2 separate regions of the Homo sapiens genome follow, and region 1 is linked to region 2. A link is a loop called in an ENCODE intact Hi-C map of the cell type or tissue named here. Cell type or tissue: ovary. All regions are shown on one strand. Each heading gives the region's core, and the rest is flanking DNA. Links, peaks and the distances in the headings are about the cores only. Region 1 overlaps IGF1R (insulin like growth factor 1 receptor). Region 2 has its middle 30 kb from the start of SYNM.

Region 1 (12,474 bases), core at 1,380-9,379, 210 kb after region 2:
TCTAAGACCAACTGCTCTGCTTCACAAAAAGTCATCCTGGTGCCAGTGCCATGGGAACATTCCTTCACTCTTGCTCCATCACTCAAGGCCATTGCAACGGAAGGGAGTATGTCAGGAGTACATTGCCCACCTGCTTTTCTCAGATTTCCCCTCTCTGACCCTGTATCAAGGAAGTTGCATTCACTCATCCATTTGGCAAAGATTTCTGTAATTTCCTGGTATGGGCACTCTTGAGCTTCTGGGATGCGGCTGTGTCTGCCTGTACTCCAGGTTCAGAACACAGAAGCGCTGACAGTACTAAATCATGATGGGGATACACAAACACACACACACATGCACATCTTTTCTCTCCTAGCCCCTGCTCCAACCACACTGGCTGTTTTCTTTTCCTTGGAAGGAAGCAGACCATTTCCTGACTCTGGGCCTTCACACACGCTGTTCCACCTGCCTGGCTTATGCCTCCTTGCACTCTGGACCTGCCTAGAGATGCCTTAATGACCTGCCTGCTGGATGTCATCATTCCCAAGAGGTCTCTCCTGACCGCCCTCTCTGAGTAGGTGCCATTCCTGCAGCCCCATCATTTTATGATAACATCCTTCCCATCTCCTTCAAAGCACTGATCGTGTTTACAATCAAAGACTTATTTTTGTTTTTGGCCAGGGCCTAGGTGGAAGAGAGAATGAGGAGTTACTGTTTAATAGGTACAACTTCAGTTGTGCGAGATGAAAAGAGTTCTGAATATAAATGATGGTCACGGCTGCAAAACAATGTGAATGTTCTTACTGTCACTGAACTGTACACATAAAAACGGTTGGATGGTAAATTTTATGTTATGTGCATTTTACCACAGTTTTTAAAAGACTTACTTTTAGGTTTACTGCCTCTCTCTCTTCCACTAGTGTACACTGTACTAGGGCAGGAATCCTGTTTTTTCACTGTGTTCCCAGGGCCATGCTCAGTATATACTTGTAATGCACACATTGTAAGCTCCTTGCGGGACACCATTCCTTATTTTTATTTGCCTCACAGCTCCTCCCAGAGAGCCTTACACACAGATAGAGACAGGTGTTAATTTAGCCCTGGACGACTACATAGGCAAACTTTCCAAAAGCAAAGCCCTTGAATTGTATATAAAATGGGGGGAGGCAGGTGTGCACATACAGACTTTAAGATGTCTCTTCTTCTGCCTTGGCTTACAAGAATCTCAAGGGAGTGCGGTGGTTCATGCCTGTAATCCCAGCACTTTGGGAGGGTGAGGCGCGTGGATCACCTGAGGATGGGAGTTCGAGACCACCCTGACCAACATGGAGAAACCCCATCTCTACTAAAAACACAAAATTAGCCGAGTGTGGTGGCACATGCCTGTAATCCCAGCTACTCGGGAGGCTGAGGCAGGAGAATCGCTTGAACCCGAGAGGTGGAGGTTGCGGTGAGCCGGAGATCGTGCCATTGCACTCCAGCCTGGGCAACAAGGGCGAAACGCCGTCTAAAAAAAAAAAAAAAAAAGAATCTCAAGGGAGCCAGGTTCCAGGAAGAATAATCTTCCTTCTCATGTGGTGTGGTCGTTGCCAATTTGACCATACAGGTCCTGTGTAATACCCATGCGGTATGTGGTGTTTTTTTTTGTTGTTGTTGTTGTTTGTTTTTTTTAATTGAAAGCTGTCTCGAAATCTCTTTGGAATTAGACAACATATAAATGGAAAGCAAGTAAGTCCAATAATAGAAGGGAGTTTCCTGGCGGATAAGTACTTTCCTATGTTTCAACAGTCAACTGTTATTAAATAAATAGACGATGACAAGAATAATATGAAAAAATATTTCCTTGCCCCTTCCTCGAAAAAGAGAAAAAAAGGATAAAAATCTGAGAAACCACTTTTAGGAGATGAGCAGTAAAATGAACCAGAGGCCTCTGGCTGCATTTCTTTGCAGGTTTCCCCAGGAATAACCCAAAGAAATAATCTAACCTATGCACAAGCCCAGCTCTCTCACAGGTAACACTTGCTTCTGGGCAGACCAAAAACTTTTTAATGAAGATAATCCTCTCTCAAGGGTGTGAGATGAGTCAGAGCTGCAGGTACTAGCAGGGAAGGGAAGAATGAATGTTTAGTAGTAGTAGGAAGGTACCTAACATTTACGGGGCACTCACTGCTACCCGTGCTAAGCGCTTGGCATACGCTGTCAGATTTCATCTGTGCAACAAGCCAAAGAGGGAGGGCCTGCCGTTCCCATCTTCAGAACCAGAGCCTGAGGCACAAAGAGAGAGTGTGTGTGACTTCCCAGAGTCACACAGCTTGAAGAAGGCAGAGCTGGAATTCCAACCTGGGCGACCTGACTTCAGGGTCAGTGCTTCTAACCAACAGGCTACAGGGCACCTGTATGCGCCACAGAGTTTTCTAGCGTAATTCTCGTAACTCGTAGGAGAAATCAGCATTATTTCCCCAGACTGAGGGTCTAAGAGGCTGTATCTTGCCAAGGAGACAGAACTCACATACTGATTGCCAGGAGCTTGCATAAGGCTCATTTCCATGCCTTAAAGATCTGTCAGGGCCATTCTAAAGGACCCCCCCCCCAAAAAAAAAAACCCAACAGATTTGGCTTTTTTTTTTTTTTTTTGGAGACAAGGTCTTACTCTGTTGTCCAGGCTGGAGTGCAGTGGTGCCATCATGGCTCACTGAAGCCTTGACCTCCATCTCAGCCTCCCAAGTATCTGGGACTACAGGTGTGCACCACCACGCTCTGATTTTTTTTTGGAGACAGAGTTTCACTCATTCTTTTGCCCCAGCTGGAGTGCAGTGGTGAAATCTCAACTCACTGCAACCCCCAACTCCCGGGTTCAAACACTTCTCTGAGTAGCTGGGATTACAGGCATGCACCACCACAACCATCTAATTTTTGTATTTTTAGCAGAGACGGGGTTTCGTCACGTTGGCCAGGCTAGTCTCGAACTCCCGACCTCAAGCGATCTGCCCGCCCTGGCCTCCCAAAGTGCTGACATTGGAGACACGAGCCACTGCGCCTGGCCTGGATTTGGCTATTTTAAAAAGTGGAAACTTTACTGCTATGCTTAACCTAACTTCAAAATATTTCTCAATTATTCCTACTTTAAAAATACTACAATTCACACAGTTGATAAAGCACAGAATTAGCACCACATCAAACATAGTGTTTAATCACAATGGCTTTAAAAATATATAAAGTCAAAAAGCTTTTAAGTTCTTATTAAATATTTGTTCATTTAACACTTGGTCTACCCGTTTGTAAGGCATGTCAGGCAATTGTGAGGGCTAAGAGACATACACAAGGCACACAGTCAGATGCAGGTGATGAGATGTACACACAGATAATAATTAGAGGTAAGGATTCACGTCATAAAAGATACCTAACGGGAGGACAAGAACACTTCCAGCCAAGAGGCCCACACGATGGCAAGGCATATGCAAGGCAGGAGTGTGCAAGCAGTGACTTTAGACCTAGGCAAAGGAGCCGTGGGGACTCAAGACTGGCAAGTGGTAGGGGTGGGGCTTCTCGAATTTATGTATTTCAACAGAAAATTATAAATCACTACTCATATTAATATATAACTTAAAATTCTTAAAAATTAGCTCAGTGCTTTTTGCCTTTAAGAAATATTTTAATTAAACAAACCCAATTTGTTTTAAAACTTCACAGAACGAGGTTCAGAAAGTGGCTTTTGTTGCTGCGCAAAGTTGATGCCTACGGATCATCTATTCCTAAAGTTGTTTAGAATGGGTTATTTCTCTCTCTCTCTCTCTCTCTCTCTCTCTCCCCCTTTCTCTCCTGGCACAAGGAAGTTTTACACCATCTACAATCCCTCCGTTAGATTAAAAAAAAATAAACCTCCATTGTGAGAGGCGCCATTGGTGTCTGCCTCCTTGTCTTCCAGTCACAAATGGAGAGGCGGGCTGAAGAACAGCTTCACTGCTCAGGATGTCATGAATTTAAAAAAGTGTAGCAATGGTGCTTGGCCAGACAGAGTGGAAAACAAAGCCTCAGTCATTTGTTTAAACAAATTCACAAAAACAAAAACACTTCCTCCACGTACCCGTACCCAGTGAATTCTAAAAAGGATCACACATTTAGTATGACTTTTAAAACTTTCACTTTCACACATTAAAAACAACATGATGGGAGCAAACAAGCGGACATCACCCCTCACTCGTGCTTATCTATTTCTGGTTTCATTAAGCTGCCGAAACGACCGCCAGCGCTTCCTCTCATCCCAACAGGAAAATTTCATGGCTCCTGAAGGTCTGAGTCAGACTGGAAAGCTCATGAATATTCTGAGTTTCTGGAGCTGATGCAAGGACGTCACTATAATTGATGACCAGGCAGAGCTATCTACTACACGTTTGAACCACTCCTCTGAAATAATTTATCAGAAGTTAGATTTTCGTTTCTAAAGCTATTAATAACAAGAGTCTGTTTCTGATTTTTAAGATGAAGTTCAATCTTTCAAGCCATTCTGCTTTTCAATAAATTCCCTCTATTTGCAGAGGCCCGCATTAATATACTCCTTGCTTTACTGCATTTTAATAAAGGTGATGAGAAAATAAACCGAAGAGAACCTGAAGCTTCCCACATGCAATGGGAAGAAAGCAGCGTGCTGCAGATTTAAATCAGGATCTGCATTTACTGGGTACACGGAAGTGAAGAGAGTACGTGCATCTGTGTGGTGGCGGCGGGGGACAGAGACAGAGGCGTCTTCCTGTGGACGGCAGGAGCGTCCTGGGCTGTTCCGCTGAGATTTGGGCTCTGAGTCATGGGGTGCTCGCGTGGAACAGTAAGACCGAGTTCAACTGAGAACGCCCGCACGTATCCTATGTTAATTTTTCTTTTGCAAACACATTTGCATCTTTTACTTTCATTTTAAACTGCGCCCCGTGCATATGTGCACTACCAACCCATCCGGGTGACGGGCAAGTTGTATCTACTCTGGGAGCCTCCTCCTGCCTGCGAGGCAAGTGGCGACCCCAGAGCGGGAGGTGGGAGCCCCCTTTTCTTACGGTTCTCGGACCGCAGATTTTCCATCAACACTCAATTAGGTTTAAAGATACACTAGGGTGTGTACTGAGATAGTTCAAAATGATTTCCTTCCAACATAAAATGGATCGTGAACCACGGGAATCCTGAGCCCTCCACTTCCCAGCGAGGCAGCATGACTGGTGCTGTGAGACGGATCCACCAGTGATCGAAACCGCGTTCTGCTAGGGAAATTGAGGTTTGGACCACGTGGTCAAGGACAAATGAAAAACCTTTTACGCATTTCCAAATATCAAAATTAAAGAATTAAAAGAGAAAAAAACCCCAAGGAGTTCATATCTTCCCAAACCACAAAGCCACGCCCGGGCCCCACTCCCTTTTCTATCCACTTTAGCACATGCCGAAGCCCAGCGTGGCCTGGGACCACGTGAGGGACGGTGGGCGTGGCCGGGGCGCAGTCACGTGGCCGCTATGCACGCCGAGCCCCACCTCCAGCCAGCCCCTCCTTGGCGGCTGCAGGAGCCCAGCCAGCGATCCAGGCGGCGTTTCCAAACCCAGATCCACGCCTGTACCTGCAATGACTTACAGGATATTTTAGGAATTAGTCCAACATATCCTTTGGGATATCCTTTGGGGTCTGTAAGTAATACTCAAATAGATTTTACCTATCTCGCTGTATTCTGCAGCCAACTTTAAAACATTCATCTGGAAACTGCAAACACAAAATAACCCTTAGTGCATGATATTGTGAATTCTGTGCCCGTCTCCCCTTCAAAAGCTATATAGTATATACTTAGTACACAAACTAACTCAGAATCATGTATCCTACTGTAAGGAGTCCTCTTTGGTCCAGCAAGCATGTGTGATCTGATACCTAGCCTACTGAGATGCCTACGATTCTTTTCTTCACATCTCCCAAATATAACAGCTACATTTCAGACTCCTAAAATTTAATTTGGAATGAGTTACAAATATCAGTGAGGAAAAACGAGGGCCACAGGAAGCTTAGTATAGCTTGCACGCTCTTGTGTGAGGGCCATAATAAAATTACAAACTGGGATGGATTGCATGATATTTAAAAAATTTAGCCATTCGGTTTCATCAAACAGAAGCATGAGATTTGATAAAATGTTACACTTGAGGAGTATAAATCTTTTTTATTTTAAAAATAATAGAAAAGACCACATAGAGTAAAATCAAAGAATACAACAGACAATTTTTTAAAACTTTCTTTTGGCTAAAGAGTTATTTTTAGGCTGAGCGCTGTGGCTCCCGCCTGTAATCACAGCCCTTTGGGAGGCCGACTGGAGAAGATAGCTTGAGGCCAGGAGTTCAAGAGGGACCTGGGCAACACAGACCCCATCTCTACGAAAAATTAAAAAATTAGCTGGGCATGGTGGCACACGCCTGTAGTGGCAGTTACTCAGGAGGCTGAGGTGGGAGCATTAACTTAAACCTGGGAGGTTGAGGCTCCTGCTCCAGTGAGCTATGAGAGCAACACTGCACTCCAGCCTGGGTGACAGGCCAAGATGTCTCAAACAACAAGTGATTTTAGTATTTCAGTGATGGAAAATTCTGAATAATGATTTCTTCATACCAATTAGATTTGGGACTGCTGAAATTTAATTAAATAGGGGGCCTCCTCCAACTTGTTTGCCATGTTGGTAATGTTTGCCTATTTATTTGAGACAGTGTCTTGCTCTGTTGTCCAGGCTGGAGAGCAGGGGCATGATCACACCTCACTGCAGCTTTGACCTCCTGAACTCAGGTGATCCTCCCACCTCAGCCTCCCAAGTAAGTGGGACCACAGGTGCATGCTACCATGACAGGCTAATTTTTTTTTTTGTAGTGATGTGGTTTCCCTATGTTGCCCAAGCTGGTCCCAAACTCCTGGCTCAAGCAATCCTCTTGCCTATGGCCTCCCAAAGTGCTGGGATAACAGGCATGAGGCACCACACCCAGCCACGTTTATTCTAAAAGAGGAAAGCAACACTTTGAACACTTCTTTTAATTACAGCTTTAAAAACTCAGAAATAAAATGTCACATGATAAATTAAATTCATGGTGTTGATGTAAACCTTCCCAACCCATCTCAAGCATCTGGGCTGTGCTTCAGAGTCAGTTCCCCAATAGCATTCTCTTGAGTATCAAAAACGAGAGATTTGCAGCCAGGACCAAAACTATGAGACTATTTTGGCAATTAACATCTCCTGTCATCTTCTTCACCTCCTTTGTAGGGAGAAAGGGCAAGAACATTTCAAATAACATTCATATGTGGGATTTCTTAAGCTTCTGCATATTTTTTCTTCTTCATGTGACTAGTAATTGTCCTCCCAAATAAAAGTGGACTTGCCACTGCTAGTTAAAAAGTTTATGTCCCTCACTGTTAAAAAATACATAAAATCCTGAGAGTAGAATCCAATTACTAAGTGTAGAAAACAGAAATAGAAAATCACCATTTGGCAAACATCACAGTAATGGATGTTAAAATTAGTGGGTGAAAGAATAATGAGGAACAGAATGCTTGTTTAGATAGTCTCAAGTATCTACCTCCAAAAGATTCTTCCTAATTACAAAGAGAAAAATAGTAATGATAATGGAGGAAGCCACAGAGACCACCTTAACTAAGGGATCAAAGCTAACAGCACCAGGAAAGGAAACATCACGCATCTCCTGACAGGATGCGCAAAGACACAAACAGCAGCACCTCTGTGATCTCCAAGTTAAAAATGTACCCCCCAAATTTAATCAGGAGGAAACATCCACAAACTCTAACAGAAAGATATTCTACAAAATAACTGGCCCCATGTTCTCCAAAAGTGCGAACTTCGTGAATGACTAAAGAAAACCCAGGAAAACGTCCCAGAATTAGAAAAACTGAACACAATAAATGCCAGGTAGGATCGTCTCTTGGATCTGGAACCAAAAAAAGGGACATCAGTGGGAAAATAGTGAAATCCGAATTCAGTCTGGAGATTAACAGCACTGGAGTATGGAGTGAACACTGTTTTGATAACCGTATTACGGTTATGTAAGATGTTAACATCTGTGGAAGCTGGGTGGAGGGTGTTCCAGAACTCCTGGTACTCTTTGTAACCTTTATGCAAGTCTGAAATTATTTCAAATTAAAAAGTTAATAAACGTTTTTAAAAGTTGATAAAGCAAAAGAAAACAACTTACAGCATGATCATCAACTAAGTTGAGAAAAAGACCTTTGAACTATAAGGATACATGCAAATCAATAAATGACTGACAAACTCAAAAATCCCACCTCCAATGATACACTTAACTTTGCATTCCTTGCACTTGAACCAGAGTTACTAAAAGCCGTGCACCTCAAGATAAAGTCACTGATAGCTTAATAAATAAGGTGAATCCCTAGTTTAGAGATATGACAAACCTCTACTTTTTACAGATGATTCCTAGAGAAATACTGTTGCTGGAGTTTATTCAGGCTGGTAGAGAACCGGGCATCCCAAGTTGAGGGCCCTTTCCATTCTGACATATTGCCTAGCATTTAATTTAGCTTAGATTTGTCTTCCAGCGAGGTGCAAGTGGGAAGTTAAGATGGTTGAAGGATGCAAAGAGGAACAGTCAACAAAATGCACGACAGAAAATTATGTGCGACTCTCCTGGATCCTTGTGACAACTCCTTGTCCTTTTTCTTCAAATGTAGTGAGAACTGTGTTTTTCTAACTTGCCCATATACCCTGCTCTATCATCTGCTACAGATAATATATGCTTCTGCTCTCTGCATGTTATACATAAAACAGATCAAATTCTTTCAACAGCAAAAATCTTTATTGCATTAGCAGAAATTTCCCAGCATCATAAGCCCTACAGTTTCCTGATCCACCACTATGTGGTAGGGAAGGCAATAAAAAGAGTTTGTCAGGGTTTCACCCAAATCTCATCTGAAAAGCTTGATCTACTTTTTTCCGGAGACCAGCCCCAAATGAAATGATCCTCATTGGGGAATAACAAAAAATTGAGGCCAAAAGTGAATGTGAAAAGCTACCATTTTTATTTTGTGTTCCCAGCATTATGGGATATGCAACAGAAGATGAGAATTCTGCTGTCAAGGAATGTACAAAATCCTTTTAGGTACATGTGCCCTATTTAGGCAGTATTACTGAAAGGAAAGGAGTGAGCGTACCATGGATTTGGTCCGTGCCTTGTACCAAGAGCCATGCTAAGGCTTCTCTGATTACATCCCCATAAGCTCCTTTTTACAGAAAGGAGACTAAGGTGCAAAGACTTGCTGACTTGTCCAGCATCAGAGGCTCAGAGGTGGTAAAGACGGGATACAAACCCAGAATGTCTTCACCCCAGGATCTAGGCTCTGTCAGACCATGCTGTCTCCCAAATGAAAACAAGTTTTGCTTGCAAAGGCTGCAACAACTAGGAAGTATGTAGTAGAGGGTGGAAAGCTAATGTCCCCTAGAAGCAGGGCCTAACCTGAGAACTGCGAGAGAGGCCATGGAGGTTGGGGTTATGAACACTAAGGAGCACCAGCGCTGCATGCAGAGGGTGTAAGGGTCCTCCCTACGCGGGTCAGCATGGTGAAAGAGAAGGACTAGGAGGGCGGAGCTAATAGTAGGAGGGGAGAAGACCGATAACAAACTTCTTCAGAATGTCCCTGCATGTATATTTATCTGAGAGGAAGGTGTAAGGAGGCCCTTCTAAAATACTATGTCATTGAACTAGGTGTGCCAAGGTCTTGTATATAGCACATCAAGGGGAAAGTGCATTCATTTGGAAGATTTGTTTTTTCACTACTGAGTTGGGCTTCGATGTGGGTAAATGAGTTACATTCATTTAAATTATTCCAGCAACTATCATGAGAGAGACAGACTGAGACGGAGAGATGTTCAGAGAAAGACAGAGACATAGATGGAGGGAGGGAGGGAGGGAAGAAAAAGAAAAAAAAATCATGCAAAGGAATAAATTTATCACACATTTATACCTCACCTTTCCAGAACTCAACTATTCAGCAAATAAACATTTCTGGGGTAGTCAAGCACCAGGAAGAAGCTTGGTTTCACTTACTGCCTATTTACTCTTAACACATAACTCTAACAAGCTTAGAAATCTGTTTTCAAAGCACTCACAGCAAAAAGGAAGTGGCAAATAATCACCTACAGAGGGGCTGATGGAGACGGCTTTCTCTTCTTACTGAAATAAGTCTATTAAACAGAAATGGAGACATAAAAATGGTAAAACCAAACCATAAGAACACAATAAGCACAAGAAACCTTCAGCAGAGGGCAAACTGCCTCCCACTCAGCCTTGAGGGTATCACTGTATTATGCATAATACAACAATTTATGCTCGCTGATGTCCTCAAGTTGGCCAGAAATGACTAAATTATATTCACTGGAGTAAGAAGCAAAGAAGTACAGAATACATGTTGGAAAGATTTCCAGCATGATAGTGCACAAAAACTGGTGCAGTAGTCTCAGTTCTCCCTAAGGCTTTAATGTATTTCATCATCTGGTCATTGCTCGATCTGACAAATATTTACTGAGCATATTGGAGAGACTTGCTGTGAGAGGCCTGGCTCCTGCTTTCACGGAGTTCAAAATCTACTAAGAAGCTGAGATACTCAAGATCCACATTTCTACTAGGATGGTCTGTACAAGGGTTTGGATTGTTGTACTAAGTGCTGCGCACTGACTCCGAAAATCATGACTTATTTTTGGATATGAGCAACTGAAATTGGCCTAAATGTTAAGAAACGGTGTGCCATTTCAAAAGTCTTTGATCATACAGTTCAGAGTCAAGGATCAGTCAATACTTCAAGAAACTCCAGCCTGGCCAACATGGCGAAACCCCGTCTCTACTAAAAATACAAAAATTAGCCAGGTATGGTGGCACATGCCTGTAATTCCAGCTACTCGGGAGGCTGAGGCAGGAGAATTGCTTGAACCCGGGAGGTGAAGGTTGCAGTGAGCCGAGATCGCGTCACTGCACTCCAGCCTGGGTGACAGAGCAAGACTCCATCTCAAAAGAAAAAACTTCAAGAAACTACCCATGTGGTCATGAAACCAAGAAGCAAGGCATGCTGCTTTGGCTGCACAAAAATATACAGTACAGAAGACCAACAGAACCACAATTCCTGAATTTCTTTCTCTTTATTGAAGAAATTAATTCTAACACATACACCTTCTTATATTTAGGCTAGGACATCTTATAACTAAATCAATCTATACAGTTAATCATGCATTTAAGAATGTGTGTGTTTGTTTTTTAAAGTGATATTTATTAAAAGGAAAAATCCTGGCTATCTGGACACTGAGAAATGCACAAGCTTGCAAAAACCGTAATTTAATCAGAAAACCCAGATACAGTAAAGTTACTTTTCATTTTCTTTTTGTTTCAGAAACCTTGCAAGAAGTTCTTTCCCTTCTTGAGGGCAAAGCTTACGAACTGGAAAGTTTCATTTTAATGGGTTCTTTCTTGGGGCAAAAACATGCAACACCAAATATTCTAGAGTGTCTGAGTGCAAACATCGCAGATGCAGTAGTGCAAAGGAAAAGCAAACACTTTAAAATCAAGTATGTCTTAGTTCAAATCCTGTGTTTACCACCTGCGAAGTGTGTGAGGTAGACAATTTATTTTTCCAGGCTTCCATTTGTTCTTCCGTAAAACAATGTTGGTAGAATCTACCTCATCGGCTGTTGCAAAACTAAATGAAATGTGCTTTCAATACACTGGTCATAATTATGCAGGTGGACATGCTGAATTTTTACACCGATCTCAATATACATGGGCTTTGTAACTGCAATGATAGCTCAGTGGAGCTCAAACTGGATGTGTTTCTAAAAGTCCAAAAAAAGTTTGGACTTTTTTTTTTTTTTCCTCCATTATGACATTTTACTTCTTGCTTAGATGAGAAGCTAAACCCTCCCCGGAGGCTGGGCTTCCTAATGAGCAGAATAAAGTTCTAAGGAACAACCACAACAGAACCAAAGGGTAGACTGAAAGTAGAATTCTGCCATTGAGGAGGCTTACTGGCCTTCCTCCCTTAAAAGCGTGAGCCACTATGTGGCATGTTCAGACTCCTTCAAACATAGCTGGTCCCAGATGTCACACGAAGTTTGGAAAGAGGAAGTTTGGCTGTTCAAAAATAAAAGCAGGGTGCTGATAAGGATGATGATGCTACTAAAACAGAGTGAGAGATTTCTCCCCGCAAACCCTGGCCACGGAGTGCTGTGCTGGTTTGCTGCGCTGAACAATGGAGGAGGAAGCCCAGGCGAGACCTCGTCCACGTTTATTAGCATCCTGAAAGGTGGAGTCTGTGCCTCCGAAGCCCAGAGTTCTCTAAGCCTTTATATCTCGATTAAATGGCTGAGATTGTCCTTGTGTACTTGGGTGGATTGATGTTATTTCCAAAGCATGCAATTCATTTCAAGAGGGGAGAGGGAGGATTAAGTTGGAAATATTTTTCTATTCAAGGAGGAAAATTAAATA
Region 2 (12,474 bases), core at 1,641-9,640:
TGGTCTTGAACTCTTGAACTCAAGTGATCCATCCACCTCAGCCTCCCAAAGTGCTGGGATTACAGGCATAAGCCACCATGCCCAGCCAATATTTTACTTTCTTTTGTTTTTTTGTATCCTGTGAAAGAAATCTTTGTCTATCCCAAGGTCATGAAGGCATTCTCCTATATTGTCTTTTATATGTTTTCTTGTTTTACCTTTTATATTTTGATTTATAATCCATCTGGAACTGATTTTAGTGTAAAATGTTTATAGAGATTAACATAAACATTGATTTCTAATTGACCCAGCACTGTTTATTGAAAAGATCATACCTTCCCATTGCTCCGACTTGTCACTTTTGTCATAAATTGAGCATGTGTGTGTACCTCTAGACTATTCTGTTCTATTCGTCATTTGTCTAATCTTGCTCCAAATACCACATTGTCTTAATTATTGAGCTTCATAAGAAGTCTCAATATCCTCTAGTATAAGTCCTCTTATTTTCCTTCAAGATTGGCTTGGTTATTTTTGGCTCTTTGTCTTTCTATATAAATTTTACAAGCAACTTGTGAATTTACACACACACATACAATCTCCTAGAATTTTTATTGGAATTGTATTGATTCTATAGATCAATTTTGGGGGAGAAATTACATTTTTACAATATCGAGGGTCCATGTGAGTTAACCAGCAAAGAGCTTTTTCAAGCTTTATATTTTCTATGATTTTACTCAATGAGAATAAGTAAAGCTAATAATCAAAATAACAACAATAATTTTAATACCTAACATTTGTAATAGTTACTACACACTGGATTTTTGGGTTAAGTGCTGTATAGCCATTATATTATTTACTTAGAAAAATTAACTGTTAAAATTTACCAAAAATTATGAGACCTCCATGAAGAAAGCTATACATTTTGTTACAGGGTGTAAAAACAATATTTCAACTAATTGTGAGACACAGGATGTCCTTGAATGGGAAGAATTAATCATCATAAATGTCAGTGATTTCCAAATAAATATGTACCTTAAATTAATTCCAATCAGAATATCAATGGTGTTTTCCTGGGGCTATACAAAAAGTACTTAGCATTTATATTGGAGAAATTCTAAATGTTTTAGAACTGACAACAAAAATATTTAATTGTGAAAAGACAGTGGGTGGGATTCCCTTACCAGCTATTAAAACTTTCTAGAAAACTAATATAATAATTTTAAAACTGTATGACTTTAGCTTATAAATAAGTGTACAGATCAGAAGACCAGAAAGTCAAAAAAAATCTGAGTATATATTCAAATTTAATACATGATAAAGATGGCATTTTAGTTCAGTGGGAGAGAAGATGATTTATTTAATTAATACTGCTAACATAATTGGTTATTGATCTGGAAAATAACACCTCCAGCCATGAATAAAATCATTATGAATGAATTAACCCTAAATGAAAAATAAAAAAATGGAATAAATTTAGGAGAAAATGTGTATAATTTCAAGATTGGAGCATGGCATGGGTGGGGGGTATTGCTTATGCATAACAGGAAATCTAGAATCCAGAAGAGAAAAGACAAGCTTGACTATAAAAAGTTAAAACATGGCCAGGTGCAGTGACTCATGACTGTAATCCCAACACTTTGCCAGGCCAAGGTGGGAGGATCACTTGAGGACGCCAAGAGAAGCCAGGGCAACCTAGGGAGACCCTGTCTTTACAAAAAAAATTTATAAATTAGCCAGGCATGGAGGCAGAAGTGGGAGAATTGTCTGAGCCCAGGAGTTCGTGATTGGGCCACTGCACTCCAGCCTGGGCAACAGAGCAAGACCTTGTCTCAAATAAATAAATAAATAAAAAGTAATAAAAGTTAAAACACAAGAACAGATTGGGGAAAATATCTGCAACATTCTTGATTTCTGAGTTAATATCTGTAATATATAAGGAGCTCTTGGAACTGATAAGGAAAAAAACTTACCCAATAGAAATATGCAGAAAGGACGTGACTGGGCAATACATAGGAAGGGAAATGAAAATGGTCAATAAATGAAAGATCCCCAGACTCACTAGACAGGGAAATGCAATGTATTTTATAAGGTAACATGATAGCATTTCTCACAAATCATATTGGCAAGAATTAAAAAGCTTGATAGCATTCAGTGCTTATGAAGGTGTAGATGGAACAGTTCATACAGTGTTAGTGGGAGAGTGAATTGCTGTCCTTTGGATGAAGAACGCTGGCCAGAAGCTTTGGTTAAATGTCAAACATATACACCATCTAACCAAAGAAATCCACTGGTGGATGTTATACCTCAAAGGACACATATTTACGGATGCTTTTTCATTTTTCACAGCTATTGAAAATCAGGCCTTATTTCTGGGCTCTCTGCTCTGTTCCACTGGTCTAAATGTCTGTTTTTGTACCAGTACCATGCTGTTTTGATTACTGTAGCCCTGTAGTAAAATGTGAAGTCGAGTAAGGTAATGCCTCCAGCTTTGTTCTTTTTGGTTAGGATTGCCTTAGCTATTTGCGCTCTTTTTTGGTTCCATATGAATTTTTAAATAGTTTTTTCTAGATCTCTGAAGAATGTCCTTGGTAGTTTGATAGGAATAGCATTGAATAAGGCCACATACCTACAACCATCTGATCTCTGGCAAAGCTGACAAAAACAAGCAATGGGGAAAGAGCTCCCTGTTTGATAAGTGGTGCTGGGATAACTGTCTAGTCATATGCAGAAGATTGAAATTAGACCCCTTCCTTACACCATATGCAAAAATCAACTCAAGATGAATTCAAGGCTTAAATGTAAAACCCAAAACTATAAAAGCCTTGGAAGACAACCTAAGCAACACCATTCTGGATATAGGGACTGGCAAAGATTTCATGGTGAAGACACCAAAAGCAATTTCCACAAAAGCAAAAATTGACAAATGGGATCTAATAAAATGTGGGAGCTTCTGCACAGCAAAAGAAACTATCAACAAAGTAAACAGACAACCTACAGAATGGCAGAAAATATTTGCAAGGTCTAATATTCAGCATCTATAAGGAGAAAACAACCTAATTAAAGAGTGGGCAAAGAACATGAATAGACACTTTTCAAAAGAAGACATATGTGGCCAACAAGCGTAAGAAAAAAAGCTCAAGATCACTGATCATTTGAGAAATGCAAATAAAAACTGCAGTGAGATACCATCTCACACCAGTCAGAATGGCTACTATTAAAAAGTGAAAAAATAACAGATGCTGGTGAGGTTGTGGAGAAAAGGGAATGCTTATACACTGTTGATGGGAGTGTAAATTGGTTCAACCATTGTGAAAAGCAGAGTGGCGATTCCCAAAAGAGCTAAAAACAGAACCACCATTCGACCCAGCAATCCCATTACTGGGTATATACCCAAAGGAATATAAATCATTCTATTATAAAGATACATGCACATTATGTTCACTGAAGCACTATTCACAATAGCAAAAACATGGAATCAACCTAAATGCCCATCAATAGTAGACTTTATAAAGAAGATATGGTACATATACACCATGAAATACCATACAGCCATAAAAAAGAACAAGATCATGCCATTTGCAGAAACATGGATGGAGCTGGAGGCCATTATCCTTAGCAAACTAACACAGGAATAGAAAACCAAATACTGCATGTTCTCACTTATAAGTGGGAGTCCAACGATGAGAAGACATGGACACAAAAAAGAGAACAGACACTGAGGACCACCTAAGGGTGGAGGGAGGAAGGAGGAAGAAGATCAGAAAAAAATAACTATTGGGAACTACGCTTCATACTGGGGTGACAAAATAGTCTGTACGTCAAACCTCCATAACATGAGTTTACCTATATAACAAACCTGCGCATATACCCCTGAACCTAAAATAAAAGTTTTTTAAAAAGAAAATGAGTTAGATCTAGCGTATTGACTATATGAGATATCCATAACATATTAAGTTGAAAAAGCAATGTTAAAGTACTACTGTAAGCCAGGCATGGTGGCTCATGCCTGTAATCCCAATACTTTGGGAGGCTGAGGTAGGTGGATCACTTGAGGTCAGGAGTTCAAGACAGCCTGGCCAACATGGCAAAACCCCATCTGTACTAAAAATACAAAAATTAGCCGAGCGTGGTGGCACACGCCTGTAGTCCCAGTTACTCGGGAGGCTGAGGCACAAGAATCGCTTGGACCCAGGAAGCAGAGGTTGCAGTGAGCCGAGATCTCACCACTGCACTCCAGCCTGGGGGACAGAGTGAGACCCTGTCTAAACAAAATCAATAAAATCCAAGTATGAAGAAGAAGGAAAAAAGCAACCTCTATATATGCTTTATACAGGAAATGTTTTTTATGATACATGTGATTTATAATCACTGCATAAAGTGTTTCTACCTTTTAATCCATTGTTTTGGTTGCAAAGGTCACCAGTTCTCAAGCTTGGCTGCCCTTTGGAATCACCTGGGGATTTTTAAAAACGCTGATGTCTGGGCCCTACATCCAGAGATTCTGATTTAATTGTGATGGGGTACGGCCTGGACATCAGATTTTTAAAGGCTCCTCAGGTGATTTTCATGTGAAGCAAACCCTGAGGACCAGTGGCATAGATAACTGAGGTCTGAAGCCCAATTTTGGAATAGTTTGACATATGACCTGTGAAGCTATTTTTGCAATTGTCCTGTTAACCACTAGATGGCGTGTTATCCACACTACAGCATTTCGACAACCAGGGTTTTGCCGAACTCTTGGGGAGGTGAAGGACGGAGGCAAGCAGGAAGCAACCAAGGATCGAACGGAACAGACCTGGGACCAGGAATTGTGCCAGATTCGGGCCTCATCCTGCATCACGTAGTGAGCATACAGCTTTTTTTTAAGTTCTGGGGGAAAAAATTATCATCATTAAGCCTGACTTTCCTTCAAGTCAGAGAGGAGCTGCTCCTTAGTCTCTTCCTGTTTCAGTGTCTTTTCTTGGATGTGAGTTACAGAAAGTCATTCTTTGTGGAAAGGCCACACCCTCTGTTGTTTGGCTGCAAGGGTGAAATGGAAGGATGCTCTTTGGAAATCTCTTAATTAAAAGTAAATAATTGACTGTGTAGTAAACAGCCAGAGGGGCAATATTTAAACCCTATTTATAGATTCAGATTAGTGGTGGGAGTAAATAGGACAGTCAGGAGAAAACTTAAATTAAGAAGATTCCCGTCACCCTCACACACAAGAGTGTGATTTTTTTTTCTGAAAACAAATACCTCTGGGCTTCATTTTTCTCCCTTTGATCTCAAAATAAACACCAACCTCCACACTTCTTGGTCATGCACTGCTGGTTCATTAAAGAGCCATATGCTGATTTCCTGTGAGTGTTTAACACGTCATGATTAAGGGCAAAGTCAAGAAACAATTTAAGGACAATTTTTCAATAAAATTAGCTCCAAAACTAAGTGTAATTACTGTCAGTGTTTCTATTATTTGGACTTTTTCCCATCAGAATGTATAAATAGTGTTTTTAATGAATATACAAATTATATGTTTCTGAGAACCAAGAACTCTGACTCCATGAGGAGACAGATAGTGTCTGTATCCCAGGGCAGGTAATTAATGTGAAGGATTCGAGATTTCCTTTGTAGCTATTCATCTATAAAGCAGCCTGTGAGCCATGAGGCCCTGCGGACCATCCCATCAAAAATCTCAGCCAAAATTTGTATCAGTTAGGGTTCTCCGAGAACCAGAAGCAACAGGATATATCATATATGATGAAGAAGCAACTCACATGATAATGGAGGCTGAGAAGTCCCCAGATCTGCTGTTGGCAAGCTGGACACACAAGAAAGCTGATGGTATTGTTCCAGTCTTGAGGCCAAAGACCTGAGACCAGGAGAGGCAATAATGTAAGTTCCAGTTCAAGTCCAATTCCAAAGGCAAAGGACTGATGACCCAGCTCAAAGACCAGAGAGTGAAGCTGATGACCCAGCTCAAAGACCAGAGAGTGAAGCTGATGACCCAGCTCAAAGACCAGAGAGTGAAGCTGATGACCCAGCTCAAAGACCAGAGAGTGAAGCTGATGACCCAGCTCAAAGACCAGAGAGTGAAGCTGATGACCCAGCTCAAAGACCAGAGAGTGAATTTTTGCTTACTCAGCCCTTTTTTTTCTCTATTAAGGCCTTCAGTGGATTGGATGGAAATCCAATAACTTTGTCAAAGTATGTTCCACAGAATTCAAGTTCCTTGGGATGTTAATAAAGGCAATTTGGTAGAAAAGGGCTCCAATGCCAAATAAGTGTGGAAAATCCTAGGTAAAATAAACAGATATCTTTTCTGCAGACATTCTCAGAGCCTTTAATATGTCAATGTGCTTTGCAGTTATCCAAGAAGAGGTTGTATTTTGCAAAGCTTTTCAAACTTATTTAACAAAATATCTTGTTTGGCATTTAGCACCTCTCTAAATCCTGGGAAATACTGCTTTATAAAGTACTTCAAAGCAGAGATTGTGCTTTATCTGATTGTTGTACCCCAGCCTCTAGGTCAGTGCCTGCCAAACAGAGAAATTCAGTAAGCATTTGAGGGGTCTGTAAAGTGAAATAATGAATGATGAATGAAATAGCAGTAGAGATATGGCCAAGCCGTAAACGTAAATTCTACACCAGACTAGCCTGAGTCTATGTAAGGACTTCCCAGAGCACTCCCAGAGAGCCAAAAAATGCAAAATGGATGTTGAGAAGCTTAGAGTAGAACCTCGGCTCTCACCAGTATAGGAGATGCCACAGTGAGAATGGTGTAAATGGACTCTTCCTTAGTGAAGCACATGCCAACTGTGCCCTGCCCATACCCATTGCTCTGCAACTGCCAGCACCTGCATTTCCATCTGAGGTTTTCTCTTGCTGCAGAAGCCATCTCCGTTGTCCACTTGGCAGCCCCCTGAGAGCAACCCTGGATCAATGATCAACTGGAGTCGGTGTATAAATACCCCAGCTCCCTCACTGCTTAGATGGGATAACTCTAGGCATGTGTTTTACACTACACCCAGAATGCGTGTGCTGGGTAGGATGTGCTCCAGTGGCCACGTTGATAACGAGAATGGCTGGCTTCCTCCCCATTCCTGCCTCCTTCCCTAGTCCCCTGCCTGTGGGCCTTGAGATCACCTCTCATATAAACTGCTTGCCTCCTGATCCTTGACTCAGGATCAGGGGTTCTGGGGGGCCTCTGATAAAATATTGCTTATCGTTCCTATGAACTCTCTCCTGTCTTGACTCTACCTCAGCTACAGGACCTCTGAACCCCTGGAAATTTCCCCTAAATTATTTCTTGAAGTCCTAGAAGGGGAACCTCCCATGTTCCCACAGTCCTGTTTATCAGCTGCAGTCCCCCACTGCATGGCCTGTCTTCACTGGCATTCATTGGCACTAAGGAGAGACTTGGTGATGTGCCTCATACTGTGCCAGGTGCTGGGGGTGCAAGGTGAGTGAGACAGTCTTGGAGCCTGCCTTCATGAAGCTTCCAGGCTTTTTGGGAAAATAAGCACAATCCCATTATCATGCAGATCCACATGCAAGGATAATCTTTAATAAGTGCAGGCAATTAAAACCAAAGGGTGCTATGCAGTATAGCAGGGCATCTAATCCAGTGGAAGCTATAAGAGAGACTTCCCAGAGGAACTGAACTTATTGATGAGATATGAAGGATGAAGGAACTAAGTAGGTGAGGAGGTGGGGTGGGGAAGAGACCCAGGCAGAGGAAACAGCATATGCAAAGCAATGGGTACAGAAATGTGCCCCTTTGCATGCCAATAGTCCTGATAAGTGGGCATCCTGAGTTTTCTGAAGCCACCAGTGCTGTCTAAGGAGCTGCAGCAGAGGTAGGGAGGAAAGCCATCTTCCTAACTCTGTGCAAACTTTGTCCTCTGGGCCCCCAAACAGCTCTACTTATTTCCTGAGGCTCACAAATGCGCATCTTGCAAGTCAGCTTCATCTCCTCTTCTGCAAACTGCTCATCAGCCCTTCTCTCTGCAGGAGGGTTGCACTGTCCCAGCCTCTTGCAGTTGGGCTTGGCCATGTGACTTGCTTTGGCCAGTGAAACTGGAGCAGAAGTGATGAGCTCCACTTTCTAGGGGAAAAGCCTTTAAGAGCTGATACATAGGGGCTATGCTCTCTTTCCTCTTTGCCATGGCAACTGGCAGTGTTCCAGATGGGTTAGCTCTGTCTGTCCAGGACCACGATGACACATCAGCTGACCCTCAGTAATTATGTGGCATAAGCAAGAAATAAGCTTTTGTTGTTTTAAGCCACTGAGATTTGAGGGTTACTTCTGTATGTAGCATGGTCTAGTAGCCCATCCTGACTGATGAACCTGTGAAAACTGGTCCAGGAAAGCCCCACACAGACAGGATAGCATAGCAGGTAACTGCCCCATCTCTGGGGCCCCATGGCTTGTGATACTTGCATTTGAATTCTGGCTCTGCCACTTCCTCCCTGAGAGACGCTGGGAAAATTACTCAAGTTTTTTATGCCTCTGTCTCGTCACCTATTAAATGGCAGTAATGTACAGTTTGGGCAACAAAGCAAGACCCCATCACAACAAAAAAACAAAACAAGATAAATTAGCTGGTCATGGTGACACGTGCCTATAGTTTCAGCTAATCATGAGACCGAGTCGGGAGGATCGTTTGAGCCAGGTCAAGGCTACAGTGAGCCATGATCGCACTGCTGTACGTCCAGCCTGGGTGACAGAGCAAGACCCTGTCTCAAAAAAAATTAAAAAAAAATAAATTAGCAATAATTGTATTTACTGCATATCCTTGTGAGAATTACCTAAATTAATTCATGTAGGCTGGGCACCGTGGCTCACACCTGTAATCCCAGCACTTTGGGAGGCCGAGACGGGCAGATCACCTGAGGTCAGGAGTTCGAGAATAGCCTGACCAACATGGTAAAACCCCGTCTCTACTAAAAATACAAAAATTAGCCTGGCATGGTGGCTCATGCCTGTAATCCCAGCCACTTGTGAGGCTGAGGCAGGAGAATCGCTTGAACCCGGGAGGTGGAGGTTGCAGTGAGCCAAGATCGCGCCATTGCACTCAAGCCAGGGCGACAAGAACGAAACTCCATCTCAAAAAAAAAAAAAAAAAAATTCATGTAAAGAGCTTGGAAAATTGTCAGGCACAGAGCAAGTGTTCAATAAATGTTAGCTTTATTATTAATATTTCCTCAAAAACAAACAACAGTTGGATGCTGCAGGTTGTCTAGGTCCGTTTTTAGGAAAAATATTATCCAGAAGAAACCTCACTGACTTCTGACTTCAAGAGAGAAAATCTCCTATATCAGGGGATGCAAACCCAAATGCCTCTGAGGAGTCACAGAGACACCTTACCATATTATTTTGATCTATGTTTGATAGAGACCCAGGTACAAAGAAACACAGGCTCTTCTATAATGAAAACAATGGTGCAAATGAAGTGATAAGTGTTCAGCTTCCATGTGGGGTGGGGGAGCTACAAGCAATATCGGTGCTATGGAGGAGGGGTGCACTGGAGCCGACAAACCCTGTCCAGAGGGGAGTTGGGACCATCTGCAAATGTAGGTGGAGCAATGCTAGATTTTCAGATTTTGTTGCTTTAAGAAAAAAGTAAGGCCGGGCGCGGTGGCTTATGCCTGTAATCCCATCACTTTGGGAAGCTGAGGTGGGTGGATCACTTGAGGTCAGGAGTTTGAGACCAGCCTGGCCAACAGGGTGAAACCCTCTCTCTACTAAAAATACAAAAATCAGTCAGGTGTGGTGGCGCGCGCCTGTAATCCCAGCTACTCTGGAGGCTGAGGCACAGGAATCACTTGAACCCGGGAGGCGGAGGTTTCAGTGAGCTGAGATTGTGCCACTGCACTCCAGCCTGGGTGACAGAGCGAGACTCCATCTCAAAGTAAAACAAACAAACATAAAAAAGAAGTAAGGAGATTCTCATTTTTAACTGTGAACTTGTTTATTTTTAAAACATTGTTTAGGCCAAACAGATCACATCAGAAGGGTGGATGCAGTCGGTAGTTTGCATCCCTGTTCAAGAACCCGCACATGCATGGGGCAGATGGCATCCCTACGTGTGTGCTTGTCTGGGTGGCTTTTCCAGAACCTAGGGAAACACCTTCCCAAAGACGCTTGCAGGCCTCCATCTCCTGCAAACATAAAAGCCCCCCCCACCCAGGGTTGAAATGACAACGTTTTCAGGACCCAGTGACCTCTCCAAGTTTCCCAGCTCTGGTTCCTCTCTTGGACCGAGCTCAAAGCGATGTGAGTGGTCTCTTCTCAGCAGTCTTTGGGAGACATAAGCTTGTCCCATCCTCCTGGCCTCAAAATAGGAGGTGAATGGACTGGGGAAAGTGCAAGGCACCCCGCCTCCTCACCTGCTCCACACCCCTCAGGGCCATATGTCAAAGACATACAGGTCTTCTAGATAACTTTGAGCGAGGGGCCCGAAGCTGCAGCCCTGGAGCAATGTGCCTGTTTCTCTATTTGGAATCCATCTGACCCTGTCCTCCTAGCAACAGTCAGTCAACAGCAGGTGTGCAGTCCCCACACTGGTCCTCCCAGATGCCTCCTGTCTCTGCAGGATTCCTCCCAGCCTCCCCTTTCCCCCCCTCACACAATGGGGAGAGGTCTGAAGGCCAGAGACTTCAGGACATATATTCCCCCTCACTTTTGTCTGTTAGGCTTGGCCTGGGGGAAGCTATGAATTTATACCAGCCAGGGTAGGGCAGCGGATCCTTCCAAATCATCACCAATGACTTTTTTTTTTTTTTTTTTTTTTGAGACAGAGTCTTGCTCTTGTGTCCCAGGCTAGAGTGCAATGACACAATCTTGGCTCACTGCAACCTCTGCCTCCCAGGTTCAAGCTATTCTCCTGCCTCAGCCTCCCGAGTAACTGGGAATACAGGTGCCAATCACCATGCCCGGTGGTATTTTTTAGTATTTTTAGTAGAGACGGGGTTTCGCCATGTTGGCCAGGCTGGTCTCCAACTCCTGACCTCAAGTGATCCATCCACCTTGGCCTCGCAAAGTGCTGGGATTACAGGCATGAGCCACCACGCCCAGCCCATCACCGTGACTTCTAAGTTGACACCAAGCAGATTACTTACATTTTTTTGATGATTCAGTCTCTTATCTGTAACGTAGGTGTAATAATAGCATATTCAGAGTCATGTGCCACCTAATTCATTAGCATTTCCTAATCCCAGTGAGCTTCTTGGGGGGAGAGCAGCACTACACTATAGGATCACACAGCTCAATTCACTGGTAGCAGCCAAATGGGGAAAATGATATTGAGGAATGTGATTTCAAATACTTCACAGTGATGTATTAATTATTTCACTCGACTGTCAGAGTTTCTCACTGCAATTTATCTTCCATGTGGGTTTCTGCAAATAGAGCTGGCAGACTTTTTCTCCCCAGTCTGACCCCAATTCCAATCCCAGTTCCAATTGTTGTTGAATTTCTTGCATGTGGTCTAATCCTGTAGCCACACATGAACATGGGAACAAACTGGTTTTTAATAACGTGGAAGAGGCAGGAGAAAGAGAACCTTCCCCAAGTAATGAGATGTGGACAGCCTAACGTTCTGGAAGAAGAAAAAACCTTTCTAGAGACTTTTTTTCCCCCAGAATTATCCTCATTAATATCAGGAGACATTTGCTGCCACTTTAAAAGAAGAAGCTTTGTAACATGCCTGTAACTAGCACAGAGCAAATTAATTTATTTCAGGTGAATTCATAGCAGCAACGGGCAAAGCTCTTGCTCACACCTTTCCCCTCCAGCAGGTACACGGGGACTGATGCATCCTTCTGTGGGAACTTTGGACATGGCAGGTCCTTAGAAAGGGCTCGTTACCAAGGCGAGAGTAGCAAACTGTTCTTTCTCTTGCAGACACCCACCGCAGTGAAAGACACAGGCTTTAAGCACAAGAGGAGGATCTGGGTATGTCTCTAATCTTTTGTTACTCTCCAGATATTCTTGGCCCTGCACTTACAAGGGTAGGTGTATTAGAAGGGATGGGTATGGAGGTTAGGAGTGGGGTCCATCCACACGTGCTTCCAGCCCTGGAGACCAGCAGCATGGATGGGCCTCAGCCTAGCTGGGGTCGAGAGGCCAGCCACCTTTGGGAAACCTACTCATTATTATTATTATTTTTATTTTTTTGAGATGGAGTCTTGCTCTGCTCTGTTGCCCAGGCTGGAGTGCAGGGGTGTGATCTCAGCTCACTGCAACCTCCACCTCCTGGGTTCAAGCTGTCCTCCTGCCTCAGCCTCCCGAGTAGCTGGGATTACAAGTGTGCGCCAACATGCCCGGCTAATTTTTGTATTTTTAGTAGAGATGAGGTTTCACCATGTTGACCAGGCTGGTCTCGAACTCCTGATCTCAAGTGATCTGCCTGTCTCAGCCTCCCAAAGTGCTGGGATTACAGGCATGAGCCACCATGCCTAGCCGGAAACCTATTCATAAGACCAAACAGCACCCACTAACCAGAGCCGTCT

Evidence for each region. A loop is a pair of places that touch in the nucleus more often than their neighbours do. Peaks named below come from ENCODE experiments on the same cell type or tissue, not always from the same donor. Only the 100,000 strongest peaks of a DNase experiment are listed, where the experiment ranks them.
Region 1: it touches region 2 in a loop (2.4-fold over the local background); 32 of 110 quality-filtered maps call a loop at or near these places.

The regions. Positions count from the first base shown.
Region 1 is chr15:98,858,467-98,870,940 of GRCh38, reverse strand. All of the region lies in intron 2 of IGF1R (insulin like growth factor 1 receptor), which reads right to left. Among named protein-coding and RNA genes, the nearest start is that of MIR4714, 80 kb to the right of the region's middle. In ovary, for the core only: no CTCF peak of the experiment used is centred there; DNase peaks (open chromatin) are centred at 4,219, 4,730 and 5,410; H3K4me3 peaks cover 1,770 bases; H3K27ac peaks cover 2,796 bases.
Region 2 is chr15:99,069,089-99,081,562 of GRCh38, reverse strand. No RefSeq gene overlaps it. Among named protein-coding and RNA genes, the nearest start is that of SYNM, 30 kb to the left of the region's middle. RefSeq lists an enhancer at 8,301-8,490. In ovary, for the core only: a CTCF peak has its summit at 4,696 (motif pointing right); DNase peaks (open chromatin) are centred at 4,722 and 8,662; H3K4me3 peaks cover 260 bases; H3K27ac peaks cover 491 bases.